2 separate regions of the Mus musculus genome follow, and region 1 is linked to region 2. The links are chromatin loops, found by intact Hi-C in ENCODE. Cell type or tissue: gastrocnemius. All regions are shown on one strand. Links, peaks and the distances in the headings refer to the core of each region. The heading gives the core; the rest is flanking DNA. Region 1 overlaps Cask (calcium/calmodulin-dependent serine protein kinase (MAGUK family)). Region 2 holds the start of Nyx (nyctalopin).

Region 1 (11,170 bases), core at 1,580-9,579, 52 kb after region 2:
TACCTGGGCAACTTACAACAGTCTGGAACTCCAGTTCTAGAGCATCCAACACCCTCTTCTGGTCTCTATAGGCATCACCACACATGTAGACATACACACACACATACACACACACACACACACATCCACCCCCCCCCCCCACACACACACATATAAAAAGAAAGAAAATTATTTTGGGGGGGTGGGTTTCAAGACAGAATTTCTCTGTGTAGCCCTGGCTGGGCTGTCCTGGAATTTGCTCTGTAGATCAAGCTGGTCTTGAACTCACAGAGATATGCCTGCCACTGCCTTCTGAGTGCTGGGATTAAGGGCTGCATCAACATTCCCTACTTAAATACATCTTTGTTTTTGATTTTTGAGACAGGGTTTCTGTATGTAGCCCTGGCTAACCTGGAACTCATTTTGTAGATCAGGCTGGCCCTAAACTCACAGAGATCTGCCTGTCTTTGCTTTCTGAGTGCTGGGATTAAATGTGTGAACCATCATTGCCAGTTAAAAACAAAACAAAACAACAAAAAAAAAAAAAAACAAAAGCTTCCTTGGTGAGGTGAGTGCTATACTTCTCTGTATTTAGCATGCAGTTGGGATTACATTGTTTTGGAAAGTGGCAATAATATGTTCTCTAGAGTCCATGACTTCATCGACCATACACAGGTCAGGTTTCTACTACCAGGCATGAATTTTATCCCACTGAATGGACCTTAAGTCCAATGAAATGGCTGTTGGTTACCCTCAAGATGTAAGTGCCCCTCTGCCACTCTAGGGGTTATCTAGCTATGCTGGTTAGGTCTATGGTTCATAGGCTTTACAGCTGGGTCGGACTTTTAATTGCTTTTCTCCCTTGGCACCTTACACAAGCTCCTTTCAAGCCTGTGAGAGACAGTCCTTAGGGAGGAGGCTTCTATGATACTTCCAGATCAATTTCTCTGTCCTCAAGTCCTGTGTCCAAAGTTTGTGCTGCCTTTAGAAATAGGGTTTTACTTCAAGAAACTTCTTTTTGTAGCAGATAGAGATCATCACTAAAAATCTATAACTGGTCAAAACACAGAGAACGACTGACCACAGGATATCCCACATCAATTGCTACATCTACAACACAACTCCTACATCTATCACTCAAGGAACATCATTGAAGGGAGGGTGGAAAGATTGTAAGAGCCAGAGGATCAGCATGTCTGCTACTAGACAGTGTCTTCTACATATGACAGGAAAGCCACATCATCAGAACTTAAGAATATGGTTGCCCAAACAAGACCAGTACAACCTGACTCCCACTTTCCAAACCAGTGTAATCCCATTGCATGCTAAACACTTATACCCACAGAGAAGTATGCCGGTCACCCCCACCAAGGAAGCTTTTGCTTCTTTCTCTTTGAATAAAAGATTTTCTTTTCTTTTCTTTTCTTTTCTTTTCTTTTCTTTTCTTTTCTTTTCTTTTGGCCTGGCAGTGGTGGTGCATGCCTTTAATCTCAGCACTCAGGAGGCAGAGGCAGAGGCAGGTGGATCTTTGTGAGTTCTAGGCCAGCCTGGTCTTTACAAATCAAGTCCCAGGACAGCCAGGGATATACAGAGACACCCTGCCCCAAAAACCTGACACCAGTTGACATCTCAAGATATCTATCCGGATAGAGGAAAAAAAAAAAAAAGATCTCACAATATCCGGCCCCTAGATGGAGAGCTACAGGCAATCAATGAATTCTAAGAGAAGACAATCAATCTTCTCTAGGAAGGAGTCCCCTGTTAGGTTATTCAATCCCAAGTAATCAGACCGAAATACTAAAAGGATTTGGTTGTATTTATATAAGGAGAGGTAATGGATTTGAGATAGAGTAGGAGCGTCATGGAAGGAGTTGGAGGGAGGAGGGGGGGGATGATGTAAGTGCAATGTCTTCATGCATGAAATTATTAAAACCAATGTTTAAAAAAGGAAGAACAAAACCAACCAATCAAAATCATGCCCAATGGCAACCACACTGTAATACACAGAAAAAGTACTGAATAAAGTGTGTGTGTGTGTTGGTACAAAGTAATGCTATCATTCCAATTCCTCTTCATTTTTTGACTTTTGCAGAGAAAAAGAGTCTGGGACTTCTTTGGTTTTCCAGAGGTTCTCTCAGAGTTTGGGAATAAGAGTCTTGTGATGTTCTGATCATCACTGCCTCCACCCTGTGTGTGTGTGTGTGTGTGTGTGTGTGTGTGTGTGTGTGTGTGTGTGTGTGTCTGTGTGTGTGAGACAGAGAGAGACAGAGAGAGAGAGACAGAGACAGAGAGAGAGACAGAGAGAGACAGAGACAGAGATGACAGAGACACAGAGAGACACAGAGAGGAGGGGGACAAGTTGCAGGAATCAGTTCTCTCCTTCCACTGTTGTTTCAGAGGCTAGAACTCAGGTTGCAGTTTTGGGTCTTGGGGAAGCAGCAAAGCTGCTGAGCAATCTCTCCCATCCTCATACTTTTAACTGTATCCCAGAACAATTCTTGGGAGAGTATTTGCATCTCTGCTTAGAAAGGTATCTGTCTCATCTTTTCCCTCTCTCTAAAGACTCAAAGACTCCAATGGGAGTGGCCCGTGGATCTGGCCTTGCTCACATACCTCCACCTGTCCGAGAGGAGGGGTAGAGTGCAGTCTCATTTTTTGTGATTTAGTTGGGGGTGGGGAGTAGAGCTGCATCTGCCTGAGTTGAAGCATTTCCTTGAGTAGGAAGCTGTGAGCTGGGGAAACACTGTCATTCTTGCTAAGGGTGGGACATCCCCTGAAAAGTGGTCCCTTGCTTCTGGTGCTTTTGGCAGAGGTTATGGAATTCAAAGGAGTTGGGTCCTGGCTGGAGGAAGTGGCCTGCTCTGGGGGTGAGGCTTGGGGGTTATATACTGCCCCCCCCCTGCTTTCTGATTGCCAAAGTTGTATGGCTAGCTGTCTTAAACTCTTGCCACACCTTTCTTCCCTTACACTGCCTCTTGCCGTGTATATGGTCAAAGCAATGAGAAAAAGAACTAATATGGTACTAAACACTTCAAGAGCAAACATCATCTCTTCTGCTTTCACCCCAAACCTTTTTCTCCTGTCTTCCCCTTTACAAACAAATACCCACCCCTCTTTGCAATGAAGACAAGTAATTGAGAAGATCTGAAGGTGGAAGTGCCATCAAGGGTGACTAAACTGTTGGGATAAGAAGCTACAACCTATATTCACAATGGATGCCTAGCAACATAGGGCTATAGAAATTTGCTACAAGTGTGCATGCAACTTTTTTGTTTTGTTTTGTTTTGTTTTGTTTTTTCCCCGAGACAAGGTTTCTCTGTATAGCCCTGGCTGTCCTGGAACTCAGTCTGTACACCAGGCTGGCCTCGAACTCAGAAATCCACCTGCCTCTGCCTCCCAAGTGCTGGGATTAAAGGCGTGCACCACCACTGCCCGGCTAACTTTTTTGTTTTCTAAGTATTCATTTACCTATCTTCTTTTGTGTATGCACGAGTATATGTGTGTATATGTTCATATGTGTACACACTTGTGGCACTACATGTACTTGTGCATCGAGGCCAGAAGTCAATGTCCTCACTTTACTTATTTATTTATTTATTTATTTATTTATTTATTTATTTATTTATTAAGACAAAGTCTTCTACTGAACCTGGAGCTTGCCAAGTAGCTGAGCTGGTGAGCAAGTGAGTGCTCACTCCCAGAATTTATCCGTTTCTGCCTCCTCCTTATGTGAATTTCCAGTAGAATGTCATCATGCCTGGCCTCGTATGTGAGGTGCTGTGGATCTGAATTCAGGTCACCTTGCTCATGTGCCAAGTGCTTTACCCGCTGAGCTCAAAAAAGTTCCCAGGGCCCCTTGCAACTTTTGGGTAAAATTTTGAGTATTTTATGTATTTATTTCTCTAATTTTGGCATTATAGTACAATTGCATCATGCCTCCCTTCCCTTCCTCCCTCCAAACTCTCCCATATACCCTTTCCTCCTGTCTTTCAAATCCATGGCCTCTTTTTGTATTAGTTGTTTATATATATTATTATATTGTTATACATATTATATATACAAAGTTGACTACTTGGTATTAGATAAGTGATTGGTGTGCCCTTCCCTGGAGAAGACTATTTTTTCACTCTGAACATTCTTCAGTTGCCTGTAGTTCTTTGTGTGGGATTGAAGCGTCATGGACTTTTCTTCATCCAATTTGGCATGGTTATTGGTATTATCCTTGTTCAGCTCATAATTGGGCAGTCATGTTGGTGAGACTTTATGTGTGTAGCTTCTGAAATTATTAAGAGACAGAATCTCACCAGAAACTCTCTGATCCTCTGGTTCTTACAATCTTTCTGTCTCTTCTTCCACAACGTTCCCTGAGCCTTAGGTGCACAAGTTGTTTTGAAGATATATCAGTTGGGACTGGGCTCCAGTCATTTTGCTTGGTTGTGGTTTTTAGGGAATGCTCTCTGTCCTTTGTAAAGAGAAGTTTCAAATTTATTAGGTGTCTAATATGCACAAAGCCCTGGGTTCTATCCTCAGCATTATAGGGAAAAAGTTTTAGGGGAGCTTAAAGAACCGAGGGTAGACCAGATGTTCCATAGTGAAGGAAAACAAACCAAACAGCTCCAAGTGTTTTGTTGGATCCCTCCAGTGAAGCCCCAAGGCCACTGCAGTCAGGTGGAGTCAGAGCCTGTCACCTCTGTCTGACAGCTGCAAGCCTCTACTGCCACCTTGAGCATAAAGCTCACGGGCTTCTTTATTCTGAGTTCAGGTGCCCCACAGGGGCAGAAGCTATGGGTCACAGACCCTGTCTGTTGTTTACTGCCAGGGAAGTAAAGAACAGATCTCATGGCTTCCACTTTGGAAAGATTTGTTTACAGGGTTGGAAGGTGTTGAAAAGATTCCAGGTCTGTTCTAGGGCTTCTCTTTCCAGCTGGGTTCCCAACCCCACCCCCTGCTGCTGAGGACTGAAACGGGGGCCTTAAGTCTGGTTTTGGTTCTTTTTTGTTTTTGACAAATCCATTTGAATTCTCTTTTTCCTTTTGGCACAGGATCTAGTGTAGCCCAACCTGGCCCTGAGTTCTCTATGCCTTGGACTATTGATTTTCCTTTCTCAGCCTGGGGTGCGTGGTGGTGCCTGGCTTCTATTTTAATTCTTAAGATCCTAAATTCAAAGTTGAGTTAATTAACCCTTTCCTCTATGATCTGTGCTTTTGTATTGTTTGACCTCAGCTTGGAAGTTATAACCTCTTAATTTTGCTTTCATGATTACGTAATGAGTCTGTTTTTTAAAAAAGAGTCTACGAATAAGAGTCTGTTTTTAAAAAAAATATCTTTTTTTCCTCAGCTCCATCTCTCTACAGGAAATACCATGCTGGGAATGAAAATAGTCCACCCTAAGATCCAGGGTGCCAGGAAAATGAGTATCTCCCTGTCTGGGAACCTGCGCCCACAGCTAAATCTAAATATTCATATTTTCTGTTTTTTTTCTTCATCTTTTCTATAAATTGTAACATTGCTATACGGGCAAAGCAGAGGCAGATGGAGGAATTCTGTCTCCCCAGTTTTGGCTAAATTAATTTTACACACACACACACACACACACACACAGAGAGAGAGACAGACACAGCTCCGTTAAATCAGGCTAGTGTTTGAATTCTGAACCAGGCATTATGTCTTAGAATTCTGGGAAATACTTGCTCTTAACTAGCATCTTTGACATACAAAAATTATTAAATTCCTGACCTTGACAATGTAAAGCATAAGCCGAGTTAATGCTATCTCCTTCCCCACTTCTGTGTTAGCATTATAAAGTATTTAATTGTATATAGAGTGAAAAGTCAAACAAGATACAATTGATATTAGTATGTAAATGTATTCATTTACTTTTCTACTTTCTCTTCACAGTTCTAGTTAGTTTTAAAATATTTCGAGGACAACTTTCAGGAGTCAGCTCTTTCCTTTTACTATGGGAGTTCTAGGGATTGAACTCATGTCGCTAGGCTTGAGGGCAAGCCCTTTACTTGCTGAGCCATCGTGCTAGTACCTCAGACCAACCAAATTATCTGAAGAAACTATTTGAAGCCTAGGGTGATGTGACTTCTCTTCACCGAGGAATGAAATTCTCTTCTGTGAAAGCACCTTAAGCATGGGCTCATCTGAACCAAATGTCAGGGCTGGAGCAGATGTGAAGAGAACACGGACCTACTTCAGCTTCATTTGTATCCAACAACAACCTTTTTGTGGAAGAGGCAAGTGCCCCTGGAGGAGAACTCTTCCAAGTTTCCTCCCTGCCCTTGGCATCATCCTGGCCCCAGTTCAATCAATCCTTCCCTCCATTGTTCATTTCTCTTTGTGTTTGTGCATGCATGAGTGCATTTATTCATGTGTGATGTGCACCTGCATGTGTGAGTTCCTATGTAGGTATGTGTTCTTGAGCATGTGGAGGACGGAGCTTGACGTGTCCTCTCTGATTGCTTTTCTCATGTTTTAAAAAGATGGTCCGTTAGTGAATCTGGAGCTCATCAATTGTGCTAGACTGGCTGGCCAGTGTGCTCTGGGGATCCTTCTGTCCCCACCATCACCACAGTTCTGGGATTACAGGCCTGTGTCGTGCTGCTGTCTCTGGCTCATTTACTTGGGTGCTAGGGACCTGGGCTGAGGTCCTCAGGCTTATGTAGACTATGAAACAGCTCTTCTTTAGCTGCTAAGGATATTTGTCTTATGCTTTGACTAGATCCTTTTCAGATTAGGACTCAGCGTTAGATTTTGTCAAATGATTATTGAGGGTAGCTGCAAAAGTGATCACAGCTGTTGAGTTTGACTTTTTCTAACTGAGATACATGCTATATAAAAGGAAGCATACAGACCCTAGGTATTAGGTTCAGATGTGTCGCCATCATCACGTCTGTTAGCACCACCCTAAAAGAGAGTGAACATTTGTATTATTCAAGCTCATTCTAGGGCAAATTCTGTGAAAACTGTTAATTTGTGGTGAGCCTGCCTTGTGTGGTCTCTGCTTCCCCACCTCCAGCCTCAGTTTATTCCCCCACAATCACAAGCCACTTGTGAGGTCTCAGCAGGCTGTTTTTCTCCATTTTCTTTCAATAGCTCATCAGAATTGAGTTGGCCCCTCTGGGGGTGTATGGCTTTGAGGAGGGGCCACAAGCTTCAGTCATGGTGCCCTCTTCACTAGTCTTCCCAGCTTATATAGCCAGTCTAGCCTCTCCCTGCTGCCACATGCAATTAAGATGCTTGCATAAATAGGTGGTAGAGTGGCTGATACTTAGGTGAGGGGTTGTGACATCCTCCACTCCCTCATGAGTGGGTGCAAATAGTCAACAAGCCCAGCTAATGCAATTCTTTTCCAAGAGGGAACAGCTGAACTCCTCAAGATGGTGGCTGCTTGGCTTGGAGGAGAGTCACTCACAACAGTGTAGTGTGTGTGTGTGTGTGTGTGTATGTGTACACGAGTGGAGGCCAAAGGTCACGCTCAAGCTCCTCAGTAGCTGTTTACTTTCTCTTTTGAGATAGGGTCTCTCACTGAGCCCTGAGGTATTCCAATTCAGCTAGGTTGGGAGGCTAGCCGAGCCCCAGAATTCATGTTTCTGCCTCTCCAGCAGTGGGATTACAAGGCTTTGTCACCATGCCTGGCTTTTTCTATGGGTGCTGGGAATCAGAGCCAGGTTCTCATGCTTGCTGCTACGAGCTTTACTGACCAGTTGTTGCCCCACCCCCATCATGTCTAGACTCTTACAGTGATAAGTTTGTGTAAAGTGTTGGCTTATAATCACCAGTATTCCTGTTTCCTTATTGCGAACCTTCAAATGAGCAGGTAAAATGTACTGGGACTTGGCCCCTTTCTGGGGTGTATGCAACACAGGCAAGAGTGAGTCTCTACAACTACTTTCTTGAACAAAGCAAAAGGCCAGAGCAGGGAGTGTGTCAACGAGGTGAGCAGGGGCACCCCAAACACCACGTCCCATACCCTAGCTTGACGCCAAACCAAACTACAAAACAGCACCTGCATCAAGCCAACTAAGAAGCCAGAGCGCTTCCTCCTACAGCTTTTTGTGCAAACGTCATATAACCACATTTGCTGAGCTGTGGCGCCTACATCACTAAAATCAATTTAGACTTCTATTTCCAGCTGATGCCACCACTTGTGTTTCTCTTCCTTTTTATAAAGTTCAGAAGTTACTTGAAATGTGCATTCAAATGCAAGTTGAAGTCTCTGATAGCCATGGCTGAGAGGAAGGTTTCCAGGATGGACATCAGGAGCCTGGGACACGTTCTTCCTAGAAAGGGTAGAAGCCATCCCTTTGGTACAAACCTGTGTGGGGGAGGCTTGCAGAACTTAGCCACGAAGAGGGCTTAAAATCTGGCCGGACCTCCCTTCTACACCATGAAAGGGTGTTTGTTCTCAAGCTGTTTGGCCTGGAATCTGAGGAGACACGTGCCTTTTCATGTTTTATACATTTTATTCATACATTTCTCCAACTTTGAAATGACAAAAGCCCAAGTCTATGGTTTCCCATTACACAGCATCCTACAGGTATGTATATTCTACAAAGAATACTATGCAGTTTCTCTTCTCCCCCTGTCACACGAGATAACTGATTAGGGTTTCGACTTGTACTGTGCTGGCTTGCCACCACCCTTGTGGTTGTTCAGGTGACAGGGCAAAGGGGTTGGGATGGGAGGGCATGTGCTAAGGCATGTAAATAGATACACACAGAGAGAAAGAAAAGCAGGACATTTACAAAGAATCCGAACCTTTCCAACCCCTTCAGCTCCTCTTGCAAGCTAAGGCTTTGCTGTACCCTGCGAATACTTACAATCGGATACGGTGAAATATACAACAACCATTAACATCTCTCTCTTTTTATCACTGAGACAATACTTCAAAACCTTTTATAAAAAGGCAATAATACATACAGAAAGAAAGAACACATTGGCAAAGCTTTATGCAAAACCACCCCAGAACTGAGTCTGAATGGCAATGCACCTACACTGCACTGGAACACGATGCTGTGGTCTCAGCACCACCTGCCTGCAGAGGACATCCCAGGCGACATCAAAGACTGGAAATCAACCCCTACCCCCCAATTCTTGGTCTCTGCCAAATGAAAAATAAAGGCAATGCCACTCTCTGTGGAGGAATGCCTACTTCTACTCCCAAGCACAAATCCCTCTGTTGAGATTCTCTCCTGGGTCCAAAAGACTCATCATCCCCGGACCTTACTCAGTCACATGCTATAAAGAATGGATTGAACTCTAAGCAGTAGCCAAGTGCCAAGGTTTTGCACATACACAGAGCTGGAGTTGTGCTTGGGGCCAGCAATGTGGTCTCCCATGTGGCTGCAAACATCTCCTTCCATTTTCTTTTGCTTGGTCCATTTGCACAGGTTCATTCAAGGGAGTTAATGGAGGGTCGGGTGACAAACAGTGGGAAGTCAGGAATGGTCTCTCCCATCCCTCTAACAGCTAAGACTTGCGGATGCCCGTCCCAGAGACGGTGCTGCTCTTTGCCTATAGCTGCTACTGCTGCTGTGGCCTGAAGGCACCAACAGGAAGTGCAGATAGGAAGGTTGGACGCGCTTCCTCTTTTCCCCTACTTCCGGATGGATGTGGGAGCTGAACTTCACTCTGTAAGCTGGGCAACCCGAGACTTCCCACAAGTTTAAGGCAAATGGACGTGTGCAGTGCCCAGGCATAGCTGATTACAAATGAGGCCTCCCAAGTACGGTTTCCTTAGCCAGTGGTACCACACAGAGAGGGAGACCCTATTTCTAAAAGGGCCAGAAAAGGGCAAGTGCCCCCAAATAAAAACAGCGATGAGAAGAACATGCAGCCCTTCTGAAAGCCATAGGAAGAAACGAGGCATCAAGAAAGATGTGTTCAGGGGCTTCAGTGTGCCTCAGCATCAGCATCCTTGCGAAGAGAACAGATGGAGCAGGCTGTGTTCAGTTCTGACAAACAGCCACCACTATCTACCCACCAGAATGCTGACCTGAAACAAGAAGTGATGAGGCATGCCAGGGGCTTGATTTTTGGAATGCTTAGCAGTGTGCCCTCTATTCTTTCCAAGGAGACATTTGTATTAAGAATTCACTAATCAAGCCATTTTCTCCATAGCGTTTGTGACAAGCTAAGCTTATTTTTCCCCCGTGTAAGAAACTGACCTGAGATGCTAAAGGAACATCCCATCAGTGGGAGACAAGAGAATGCTTTGGGCTGCCTCACCCTTAAGGAGCAGTTTCCATTCTGAGTAGCTCCCCATTTCCTGGAGGGTGGTTCAGTTGATTTAACTTTTTGCAAAAAAAAAAAAAAAAAAAAAAAAAAAAAAAAAAAAAAACAAACCAAAACCCTGGTAACCTTAATGAAGAGACCCCTGATTGGAAAACAGAACTCACAGATAAAAAGCTTAAAAAGATAACAGTAGCTTCAAAGGAATGCTTGGCCTGCCTGCCCCAGGCCTTAGATATAGGGAAGGGACCGCTTCCTGCCACTCTTCCTTTGCTGGGGAACTCTGCAGCTTTATCTATTCTGCCACCAATAGCCTGAGACTCTGCCTTCTGAATGCAAATAGCAAGAAGTAGGTCAACTCTTTCTTTTGCCTTTCTGAGCTGATATTTTAAGCCATCTCCTCTGATGGGGTGCTGCTAAAGCAGTTCCAATGTTATCTCGACATTGGGAAACTTCCAGATGAATTAAGCTGAGGGACACATTCCTTTTCAGTGTTCAGATAGGAATACGATGCATGTGAGAAGTAATTACTGCTTTATGATTAGAAAATCAGCTCACTTCATCTTTTAAGCAACGAACTTAGGAGATCCAAACACTCCTTCTCCTGTTGTGGGGAGTAGGGCTGGGGCGGCAGAAAGGACCTGCACTCTGGCTTTCCAACATTTCAGCTGACTACTGATTTAGCAATCTCTGGTAATTTGCTCTAGTGTGTGTGTGTGTGTGTGTGTGTGTGTGTGTGTGTGTGTTCTGGCCGATGAAATGGAAGCAGTCAAGAAGCTTTGAGCAATTTCCTCTGATTGCTCGGGGTACGGCTGTACTGATAGTACTCTGACTTCAGAGATTGTTTTCCTGTAGGTCATAAGCACACTGCTTTAGAGCTGTGTATTAGTGGAGAAGAGCAGGTGAGCTGCTGGGGCAGCCGCTGGGTTCTAGGTGCAGGCTTTCGCCACCT
Region 2 (11,170 bases), core at 951-8,950:
AACCATGAGAGGAGCAGGATTTCTCTTTCACTTTTGCTGTGGTTATTGGCTCTTGGTCAGTATGACTGACACCCTCTAAACCCAACTCACTAATCTTTCCTATTGCTAGATCTTTCCATAATGGGACTCAACCAACCCCAAAGAGACATCCCTGTGAGCCTAAGTCCTGAACCATACCGGGATGGGTCAATCTTACCACTCAATAGTCTGAACCCTCTGAACCAGTAGGATGGCTTGCTTCACTTGTGTGCCTAGAGGAGACAAGCTGTTCTTTACCTGACTGATGTTTTCTGTTTTGTAAGTGTTTAAAAGACACCCTCCTTGCATGTTCCTCTTTGGTAACCTGTCTACTTTAGGAATTTCCCACTGGCTTTCTTTCTAACATACCTACTGATTGAGTCTGTCTGTCTCCCCTCCCTTCCCCTCCCCCCCTCCCCCCCCTCCTCCTCCTCCTCCTCCTCCTCCTCCTCCTCCTCCTCCTCCTCCTCCTCCTTCTTCTTCTTCTTCTTCTTCTTCTTCTTCTTCTTCTTCTTCCTCTCTCTCTCTCTCTCTCTCTCTCTCTCTCTCTCTCTCTCTCTCTCTCTCTCCAGACTTCCTTTCTCCTTGTCTAGGACAAGCATCCTGGGATCTCAGACCACAGCTATTATAATCTTCCAGCCTCAATCTCTGGAGCACTGGGTTTACTTGTGTGAGCCACTACTCACCTGGTACAGTCATTCTTCTTGATGATGCCACTGTTAGCATCACATTCATGAACCTGATGCTTTTGTTTCTATTTCCTTTACTTACACATTTAAACATTTTTATTTGATTGTGTATGTGTGTGGGTGTACTCTGGAGACCAGAGAACAATGGCAGGAGTTATCTTCTTTCATAATGTAGGTCCAGGAGATAGAACTTACATTACTGGCTACATAAACTAGGACCCAGACATTTGTAGTGAGAATTCTGGTTTCTTTAAAAAACACAGAAATATTGTGAGACCATGTTTTCCAGGTGTGGGATATGGGGCTGCTTCATAGCAGTTGACTATGATTTGCCTCATGCTCTAAGCAAGAGTGAGGTTTTTGCCAGCTGAGGATAGTTTCTGTGAGAGTGTCACATTTGGAATTCTGGGGACTTTTCAGAGGATGTATATATGCTAGAGCCTCAATAGTGTGACTGGGTGGTTGGTGGTTGGATGCTGTTGGGTGTTGTATATTGTGGTTTTTCAAGTGATCATGAACAAAAAAAAATGAGAAGGAATTAGCTATCCTGGTGATGACAAACAAACTTTCCCCAAGGAACTTGTTGACCCCAGTGAGCAGGAAGCAGTCTACTGATAATGGCCCCCTTTCCCTCCTATCCTTTTTTCACTCCTACCTAATGTTGGGGGGTTGAAAGGATGAAATAAGGGTGGAAGAAAAAAGAACCCACAAAGTGGCCAAAAGCCTGGCTACAGACATTGGTAAAAGAAAGATGATTTATTTACAAATTGGCCAAATGGGGAGGTGGAGAAGTCTAAATTCCTCCCGAGTGAGCCTTTGGCCATTTTACAATTTATAAAAAGTCATAGGACAATGCCTAGAACACATGTAAATGTAAATGAGGCATGCTAATCGATTCTTTCCTAAGATAAGGGGACCCTGGTCCCCAGATTGTCTATGTTCCCTGTAACAGAGTTTTTATTTCTTTTATTTGTGTGTGTTGTCTGTGTGTAGTACATGCTTGGTGCACAGAAGTAATGGTCAGAGCAGGATGTTTGATGTTTTTCTCTATTGCTCTCAGCCTTGTTGCTTTGCTTAGGAAAGATCTCTTACTGAACAGGAAACCTGCGGGTTCAGGTAAGTGGGCTGGGCAAGCAGCTCCCAGGATCCACTTGTGTTTCAATGCTGTGGTTACAGTCATGTGCAGCTGTATCTGGGGTTTTTTTTTTTGTTTGTTTTTTTTTAATGTTGGTGCTGAGGGTTTGATCTCAGGGCCTCATGCTTTGCTTTTACCTCTCTCCACAGCCATCTTCTTTGTCCCAATATATCTTTGTTTTTCATTCCACGTTTTAGAAACATAAAATCATTTATATATAATGTATATTTATAACAATGTACATGCATGTATGAATGTGTATAACAGAGAGAGAAGAGAAGAGAAGAGAAGAGAAGAGAAGAGAAGAGAAGAGAAGAGAAGAGAAGGGAGGGGAGGGGAGGGGAGGGTTAAGGAGAGGAGCGGGGAAGGGAAGGGAGGGGAGGGGAGAGGAGCAGGGAGGAGAGGAGAGGAGAGGAGAGGAGAGGAGAGGAGAGGAGAGGAGAGGAGAGAAGAGGAGACAAGAGAAGACAAGAGAAGACAAGAGAAGAAAAGAGAAGAGAAGAGAAGGGAAGAGAGTCACATATAATCCAGGGTGGCTTCAAATACAGTTCTTCTGCTTCAGCCTCTTGTGTGCGGGCTTTTAGTTATGCATTGTTAGTCGTACCACCAATGATATACTCTCTATAATGTTATATATATTTTAATTTTACTTCAAACTATGTTTATAATTGAAATAGAATCATACCACTTTCCTCCCTCTAGCACTTTCCAGCTACCCTTCCCTGATGCCCTCCTATGTCCTCGTATACTCCTAAGTAGATAGCATATTTTATTTATTGTTACATACATATTTGTGTGCATGTGAGTATGAAATATGCACGCGCGTGTGCACACACACACACACACACATATCCAACCTGCTCAGTCCATTTTTGTTGGTGATGTGTGTGTGTGTGTGTGTGTGTGTGTATGTGTGTTCAAGGCTGACCATTCTGCATTAGACAACCAATTAAGGATGCTCATTACTGGGAGAGGCTAGTCATCTTTCCCAAAGCCATTAGTTGCCTGTAGGTAGCTCTTTGCCTAAGGATGGGGCCTGGTGGATTTCCCCTTCCCTGAGAACATGTCTGTGATATTACCTTTGTTCTGGTTTGTTTATGCAGTCATTTGTAGGAGAGACCATTTCACAGCAGACTTCCTTCTCTTCATCGATGCTCCCTGAGTCATAGATGCAGGAGTGGTGGTGTAGGTGTATCCATTGGGCCTGAGCTCCCTAGAATCTATTGCTCCAGTTGTGGTTTTCTGTGGTAGCCTCCATTTGCTGTAAGGAGAGGGTTCTTTCACGAGGAACGGTAGCCACATGTATCCAGGAAAGGCGACTCTCAAACCTAACAGGATTTTAAATTCAAGTCCAGGTGAGGAAAATGTTTTAAAGCTCACCCATTTTTTCAAATAGACGCCTCAGGGGTTTTGTGGGGTGGAAGATCCCATCCCATCTCAGGCCCGACAGACTTCTTTGTCCCTAGATCCATTCCTTTGACAGGTGGAAAGTGGAAGCCTTTGTATCTTTTCTTTGCTGGTCAGCTTCAAGCTCTAGCCTCGTGTATGTCTGTCAAACACTAATTTTCTAAGTGGCAAAAGGTGCCTATCTGAGAGCAGCAGGGAGGCCCAAGCCTCTCCCAGCATTTGTTTTTCTGACAGGTCATCAGCAGAGACTCAGTTGCCTGGTGGCTCAACATTGCACAGACTCAGGTATCTTCGATGGCTTGTCTTCTGAAATCAGATGTTCCGGGATCTTTTGCCTGCCTTGAATACCTGTGATAAGAGAATTCTGAAACTCTCTAAATTAAGTTACAGGCCAGAGAATGGAGGAAGAGATCAGATGAGATTATTTTAACTGACAGCTTCCAGCTAAATCAACAAAGAAAAGGACAAATCTGCTGCACTGCATTGTTGCCCTGTGTGCCGAAGACTACCCATTGAAGGTCACCTCACTTTCAGCTTTCAGAACGGACTTGCCAAAATGCAGCAATTCTGCTATGGACTGACTAACCCTTCACTCCTGGGACTCTGCCCAATTCCTCTTATCCTAGTCCTTCTGATCACAGATCAGAACAATTCCTTTCTTCCCCCTAACATTTTATTCTAAAGCCTCTAGCTCCTTAGGTCCATAACTACTGATTTCAACTGTTGTCTGGCCGTGCTGCTGGTGGCTTAGGAAACCTGTCCCAGGACCTCTTTCACCTCTTAGCATGTGTCAGCGCCATCAACCATTGTTTCAGAGGCCTCTTTGAGACTGGGACATTGATTTGATACTTGGCAGTTCCCTGCTGCATTGAGTTTGGGTCTTTTCCTTGGGCAAGGCAGATGGGCCTACAGCTCTATTTTTGGAGGCCACAGAGAGTGGCGATTTCACATGCAGCTCCTGGAACGTGCATTTTGGAGTATTAGGGCAGCGAGTCTGTTGAGAAGCACAGCAGAAGAAATCCTGGGCCAACCCTTTATGTGCTGTGTCAGACTGGCTTATTATCCACCCTCCTGACTCCAGGGTCAGTCAGGTGAGTAGGTCACTGAAGGACCCTCTCCAGAGGGACTTTTGGCAGGCTGTCCTTTGACCAGGGCAGCTAGCCTTCCAGCGACTTCAGGTGCGTGACTAAGATTTCCGGCTCAGGCGTGCCCCGGGCCTTTCCGGGCCAGGCAGCCGCCCCCGCGCCGCCATGCTGGAGCCTGCTTCCTGGCGGGGACGATAAGATAGGTTGCGGTGGCACTGGTCCAGCGCTGGAGCTTCAGCGCCCTCTGATGGGCAAGCCTGGGAGGGCGGGGCCCATGCTCGGATGCCCCGCCCCACCAGACCTTGGGAGCGGGCGGGGCTGCAGCACGGGTTACCCGCAGTGGCTGTCCAGGTTTCGCAAGGACGTGACCTTGAGAGGGAAAAAGTCCCCTGGTGCGTCACGAGTGGTTGCTAACCCGGGCTAGCGAGCTGAACTAGTTTTCGAAATCCAGAGAGGTGGGAAGGAATAGGGACTTAAACGTTCATACTGGGGACTCGTGGCCAGCTGCCCCTCTACGACCGACCGCCAAGGCACGCTTTGTGCGCAGGACCCGGAATCCGGTACGAGCCTGCATCCCGACTTTGTCTGGGCCTGTCCTTGGGGTGACGTCATTCTGAGAGTCAGCAGAATAAGTAGCGTCCCCTGCTGCAGTCCAGAGCTAAGGCTGTGAATTCAGGTCGATTCCCCCAGCCCTACAAGGAGCCAGGGATTCCAACAAAAGGATGGTTTCAGCTAAGGCAGTTTAGGGGTGCCTCATCCTGATCTCACATAGGCAGTGAGGGTGACTCTTTGGCTTCTTACTGGAATCTCAGGAGAGAAAACAAAAAAAAAAAAAAAACAACAAAAGCAAAACAACAAAAACCAACCATAACCTAGGCGACCAATTCCTTGCTCTGCCTTCAGCATTGTAACCTCAAGTTTTCTGAAGAAGCTTCGTCTGATTAGAACAACTTGGTGTGGAATTTTGTGAAAAGAGGAGAGTCAAAATTGACTTATTTTAGAACCTTTAATAACCATTTACTTTATTTTTTTATATCTGACCCAACATGTGTGTGTGTGTGTGTGTGTGTGTGTGTGTGTGTGTGTACGTGAATGGATGGCTCATGCCCACCAGTGCACTTGTGGAGTGCATGTGGAATCCAAAAGACAACCTTGGGTGCCCTTCCTCAGAAGACATCCAATTGATTTATTTTGAGACTTGTCTGAAGCTTGCTAAGTAGGCTGGCTTGGCTGGCTTGGCTGGCTAGTGATCTGTCTGTTTCTGTTACCATGTTGGGTTGTTTTTTTTTTTTTTTTTAATGTGGTTTCTGGGGATCCAACTCAGATTTACTGAGTAAGCTATCTTCCCAGCCATGACCTAAATTCTTTACAAATTAAAAAAAAAGTGTTTGTATTTGTGTGTGTAGGTGTGTGTGCCACCTTGCATGAGTGGAAATCAAAAACCAACTTACAGGATTCTCTCCCTCCACCATATGGGTCTGGGGGGAATCCAACTCAGGTTATCAGGTTTGGCAGCAAGCACTCTTAATAGCCGAGCCATTTTACAGGCTCCTGGCCCAACGTTCTTGTTCAGAGAAGCCCTCATCAGTATATCACAGAACTTAGCAGACCTTTGACCTCCACCTACCCTAAAACAAAGCACTCTAGATGACACATACCTATGGAGCAGCTTTGTGGCTGTGCAGTTGCCAGGCTACATGATGTTCCTACCAATGTAATTGAAAGTTTATTGACTTACAACTTTACATTCTTCTGTGACTATACAGTTCATGTCATCTCTTCTACTGTGGAATGTGACATTCAAGGTTCCCAGGCCATATGACTCAGAATAAACTATTTTCTTACTTCCTTTATGTCAACACTTGGCATCTTGAGCAACAGGTCTCTTGCAGTTTCTGAGCCCTAGTTTCCTTACATGAGGAATCTAGAGTCTGGGTTAGACTATGAGGCACAGAACTTCAGGGAGTCCATTTGAGACCAGAAAGTGAGAGGAAAAGGCAGGATAAAGGCCAATCTTTATCCTAGTTCTTTTATTCTAGATCCTTCGCTCATTTTCACACAGGCTTCACTTCAGGCAAACAGTTGAACACCTCCACCTAGATAGCAAACATAGGCTAGCCTCTAATATTTGTGGGATCTGGGGTTAGAGTATACAGGGAGGGTCATGTACCACGTGTCTAAACGTTTGGACGTTTTAAATATTTGAAAGTTATAGATCTAACTAACTAACTAACTAACCATCGAATAAAATATGTCCTATCCTCCATCTCTCTGTCTCTGTCTCTGTCTCTGTCTCTGTCTCTGTCTCTGTCTCTGTCTCTCTCTCTCTCTCTCTCTCTGTGTGGTGAGTTAGACACATTTCCTGAAAGTCAGACAGATAGGGATAACGGCCATGACTAGAAAATAAGATGACAGATTTCTAAGATGACCAGCTTCCTCCTCTCAAGATGGCTGCCTTTTTCCTCACTGCCCTGAACTGAGACAAAGGCCTAGCCACCTAAAATAGAGGCCTGGCGGGCTTCTTTCTCTTTCATGAGTAGGACCTGATGAGCTTAAGGCCAGATCAGTCAATGTCTACAGGCTCTTGAGTTCCTGCCCAACAGAAGCTGTTTTTAGGAAGCAAAATGTCTACAACATGTTGGCACATAGCTCAAGATGGCTAGCAAATACACAGTCCCTCATCTCCCCTGGAAGCAGTCATCCGGGTGCTGGCTGGGCAGGAGAAGCAGCAGCGGCCCTGGGAGCCCAATAACAGTGCTTTATCCACCTCACCCCCACCCCATCCCCTGGGGAGCTTCTGTCAATCACCTCCCAAACAAAATAATTCCATCTGTGTCCTTGTCTCCGGATCTACTTCTGTGGGAACAAGAGGCAGAGAACGTCTTATGCTGCAGACCAGGCATCCAGAAATAAAGGCATGAACTGGGGTTGAGACTTCTTGCCCTCCCAGCTCTCTGCCTCTCAACAACAAAACTTTGCTTGGTTTCCTCGGTATCAGGCTAAACGTGCCATGCATTAGCCCTCCATAATGGTCTAGCTTCTATTGGGCATGTGTATGCCTGTGAAGTAAAAGCAAAAGAATGTGGCTTTAGTATCTGAGCTCTAGCCAAAAGCACCCAAGGAGACTCCCTGACCGCCTGAAGCCAAGAATCCCCTTAATAGGTTCAAACTAACCTTTCTTAACGAGAGATACCTTTCTTTCTATAGCTATTGAAAGGACCCATGGTGAGGGCTGTAACTTGCTCCTATGTATTGCGTTGAGAACACAGGCTGGGATTAAAAGGAAGATTAAGGCTTCAAAGGTCAGTCTGAGATACTGAGGAAGACTAGGAGGGCTGATAGCTTGCTGTGAGATAACCAAGCTAGACTGATAAGAGGAAGGACAGTGACCTCTGGTTTCCCTACCCTCCAGTAACACACAAAAGACACAGTCATCCTTCCATTTATTCTTGCTTCTAATGAACAGCCTTAATTGCTAGTAAAGTTGGCTCCTAACAAGAAGCTTCTAGCTGGGAGACCACCCCAGAGCACTGTATAGACAAGGAGTTAAATATGGCACAACTAAGAAAGACTGCATCTATATCTTGGTAACTGATAGAATTAATGCTCTGCCATAATAAAACCTCAAGTTGATCATGCTCACAGGCTCACGGTTAGCTAACTTTCTTATATAGACCAGGACCACTTACGCAGGGAATGGTGCTGCCCAGAGTGGGCTAGGCTCTCCTATATCAGCAATACTCTCTGGGCAAGTGAACCTTCATCAGTGAACAATGCTAGAGCTGTTGACCCATGGGTCTGATGAAGCTGGAAGGTAAGGGGGACAACAAGGGCTGTGGGTGTAACCAGACCCACTTTTATAGCCATATTTCAGCCTCTGGTTTGCTGAAGAGGGGAGGGAAAGGGCACAGAGACTTCACTGGGATATCTGAAGAGAAGGTACAAGTGGACTCAGTGGAGGTCAGGGTTTGGTTGGTTCTTTCAAGCGGTTCTAGGCTCTGTGTTGAGGATAAGAAAGCTAATGCAGACACATAGATAGTAGCAGAAGCAGGTATGGTTTATTCAACTCAACAGTTAAGAGGACTGGAGCTGGGTTCTGGGCACCCATGCCAGGCATCTCACAATCACTTGTAACCCTAGCTCCACGGGATCAGATGCCTCTGGGCTCCTCAGGCATCTGCACTCACACACCCACACCCACACCCACATGTGGACACATCCACCTACTACGCATAACTAAAAATGATGAAAATGTAAGTTGAAAAAGACACTTTCGAGGGGAGAAGCAAGAGCAGGAGAACATTTAGAAGCACAAATGGCCAACGCTGTACCAGGATGAGTCTTTTATGATACATATTGGGGCCTTTGGAGCTTCTTTGTATAATGCTGGCTTTCTTGGCCATGCTCTGTTACACGTGATTCCACTCACAACTTAATGGATCACCTGTCTTTCATCATCATCTTCCTCTCTACCTCCTGCTCCTGTGGCTCCAGGCAGTTCTAGCAGGCCTCTTGGCTAGGAGTGGGGGTGTATGTGGTACGGGGAGCAGGGTGGTTCCAGGGTTGGAGAGTTTGTTTACCAGCAGGTCTTTCTCTAATGCTAATCTTGCATTGTTTCTGTTTGGTTTTCAGACCTCACTGCCAGCTCTACCTTCCTGAGCCACAAGGACCTTTGCAACACTGGTGGTTACAGACTGTGTCTACCACTCCCACTTAACCTACGGATAAGGACTTATGTGGGATGGGGGGGGGATGCTTCATTCACCTATGTTACTTTTACTCACCCCATCCCAGTCATTCCTTCCTGTGGTTGTTTGATTAGGAATAGGGGCCCTCATAGACTCATGTGTTTGAATGCTAGGCCCATAGGGAGTGGTACTATAGGAGGTGTGACCTTGTTGGAGTAGGTGTGGTTTGTCTAAGGAAGGTTGTCTCTGGGGGTGGGCTTTGAGGTCTCCTATGCTCAAGCTATACCCAGTGTGGCACAGTCTTTCCCTGCTGCTTTCGATCATAGAACTCTTGGCTCCTCCAGCACCATGCCTGCCTAGATGCTGCCATGTTCCCACCTTGATGCTAATGGACTGAACCTCTGAACCTGTAAGCCAGCTCCAAGTAAATGTTTGCCTTTATAAGAGTTGCCTTGGTCACGGTGTCTCGTCACAGCAATGAAACCCTAACTAAGACACTTCGTATCAGAGGTTAGACCAGTTCAGTCATATTTTTGCTTTCAAGGTCCAAATGTAAGAAACTGGTAATTCCCCAGGGTATTGTGGCCTTGATGGCTGAATCCACAAACAGAGCCCTTATTATGGGAAGGGAATGTCAAATTTCCTCTCAGCAGAGTGAGAATTTGGCATGTTTTCATGGATGTCTTACAAGGGAACAGCAGCCAACCCTCCACCCCCACTCAGGCCTGGAGGAGCTGCTGGGACCAGGAGCATGTAGGACAGCTGAACTGTGGATCAGTGGTCAGAGAAACATGTCCCTGCTGTCTGTCCAGGAATCAGTCTCGGCAGCCCCTTAGGCAGAGGAATCTCTCAGAGTCTGGGTTGCGAGCAGGCTGCCTGAGTTTCAGCATTCCTAACCAGCTCCCAGTACTGCTACAGCTATCGCCTCTGCTGCATCCACAAACCAAACAGAGCAGCAAGAGCTTACATCCTTGCCTGATGGGATTGTAAGACCTCAGATTCGGAATTTGACACAGGACTTAATGGCCTTAGGCCAAGCATGGCCGCAAGCCTCAACACCAAAGCTTCTTGCCTGCTGGGAAGGGCCTCTGCCACCTTCTGTTTGGGGATCATCCGCCTTTCCAAAGAGATGAAATCAGCAGTTTGCAATTTGGGCAAAACACGGTTATGTTAAACTGCCTGGTCCCCACTACAGCCCTCTAAAGTTACATAATGTGTCCTTGTTACAAAGACCTATAATACCATTTGGTAGCGGGAAGCGGATTGCAGACTGCTTATTGCTGATGGGTGGGGCTAGGGCTGGGGTCAGGGAACTGGGCAGAATGTGGGAAGGGTTTAAAGCAAAAAAGGGGCCTGGCAGATGGAGAGGGCAGGAAGGCTCTGGTAGCCAAGGCTTGGGGATAAAACTGATTGGTTTGTCAGCAAAATCTGTCATTGGCTTTGGCAATTCAAAAGGCAGACACGTTTGCTCATCTCTGCTAATCCTCATCCGATACCGAGGCTTTTCCAGCTACTATCTGAAAGAAAAATAAACAGTCAACCCTGCATGCATGCACAGTCCTTGCTCTTTGCCCCTGTGTGCTCCCTGCTCCAGCCTTTATTTCTTCTTTCACCATTTCTTGGGAGATGGAGGGGCTGGGGGCACTATGGGCAGACCTCCAGGATGGTAAGCAATACTTGGAGATGGGCCATTAAGGGTTTTTATGCAGAGGTTTTCTACCATCTATTTTCTTGCTGGGTCCTGAGTGATACCTGGGTTGTTGATGGGTCTTAGCCTGATTAAGGGTTTCCAAATGGATGGATGTGGTGGAATTTGAGTGAGCCCAACACTAGGATCCTTGGGGGAGGAATGAACACACAGAAGGGGAAATGGCTGGGTATAGCCAAGGAAGTGTGGAGGTGCGGGCAGAATTCCCAAGGGACCCCTCCTGGGTAGCCTTCGACCTGCTGACTTGCCCTTTCTCCCCTCAGGTAGGGATCCTACAGCTGAGTGGCTCTAAGCCACCAGGTGCAAGGAAGGCCAAGGGATGCTGATCCTGCTTCTTCATGGTGAGTCCTGGGCCAGAGGTGCTGGGATGGGAAGGTAGGCAGCGGTCACAGGGCTCCTGCCTAAAGAGTATGGGCTCCAAGTGGCTTCAGTCACAGCTG

Evidence for each region. Hi-C counts contacts between places; a loop is a spot of excess contacts. Peaks named below come from ENCODE experiments on the same cell type or tissue, not always from the same donor. Only the 100,000 strongest peaks of a DNase experiment are listed, where the experiment ranks them.
Region 1: a loop joins it to region 2, with 2.7 times the contacts of the local background. A loop is called at or near these places in 8 of 42 quality-filtered maps.

What each region holds. Positions count from the first base shown.
Region 1 is chrX:13,508,650-13,519,819 of GRCm38, forward strand. It overlaps Cask (calcium/calmodulin-dependent serine protein kinase (MAGUK family)), which reads right to left. Exons shown (of 27, transcript NM_001284503.1): 27 at 8,431-11,170. Among named protein-coding and RNA genes, the nearest start is that of Nyx, 53 kb to the left of the region's middle. In gastrocnemius, for the core only: a CTCF peak has its summit at 4,699; DNase peaks (open chromatin) are centred at 4,742 and 4,904; H3K27ac peaks cover 506 bases.
Region 2 is chrX:13,457,144-13,468,313 of GRCm38, forward strand. Nyx (nyctalopin) reads left to right here and starts at 3,947. Exons shown (of 4, transcript NM_173415.5): 1 at 3,947-4,340; 2 at 8,967-10,688; 3 at 10,994-11,071. The coding sequence starts at 11,050. In gastrocnemius, for the core only: a CTCF peak has its summit at 4,579 (motif pointing left); a DNase peak (open chromatin) is centred at 4,565; H3K4me3 peaks cover 1,172 bases; H3K27ac peaks cover 2,662 bases.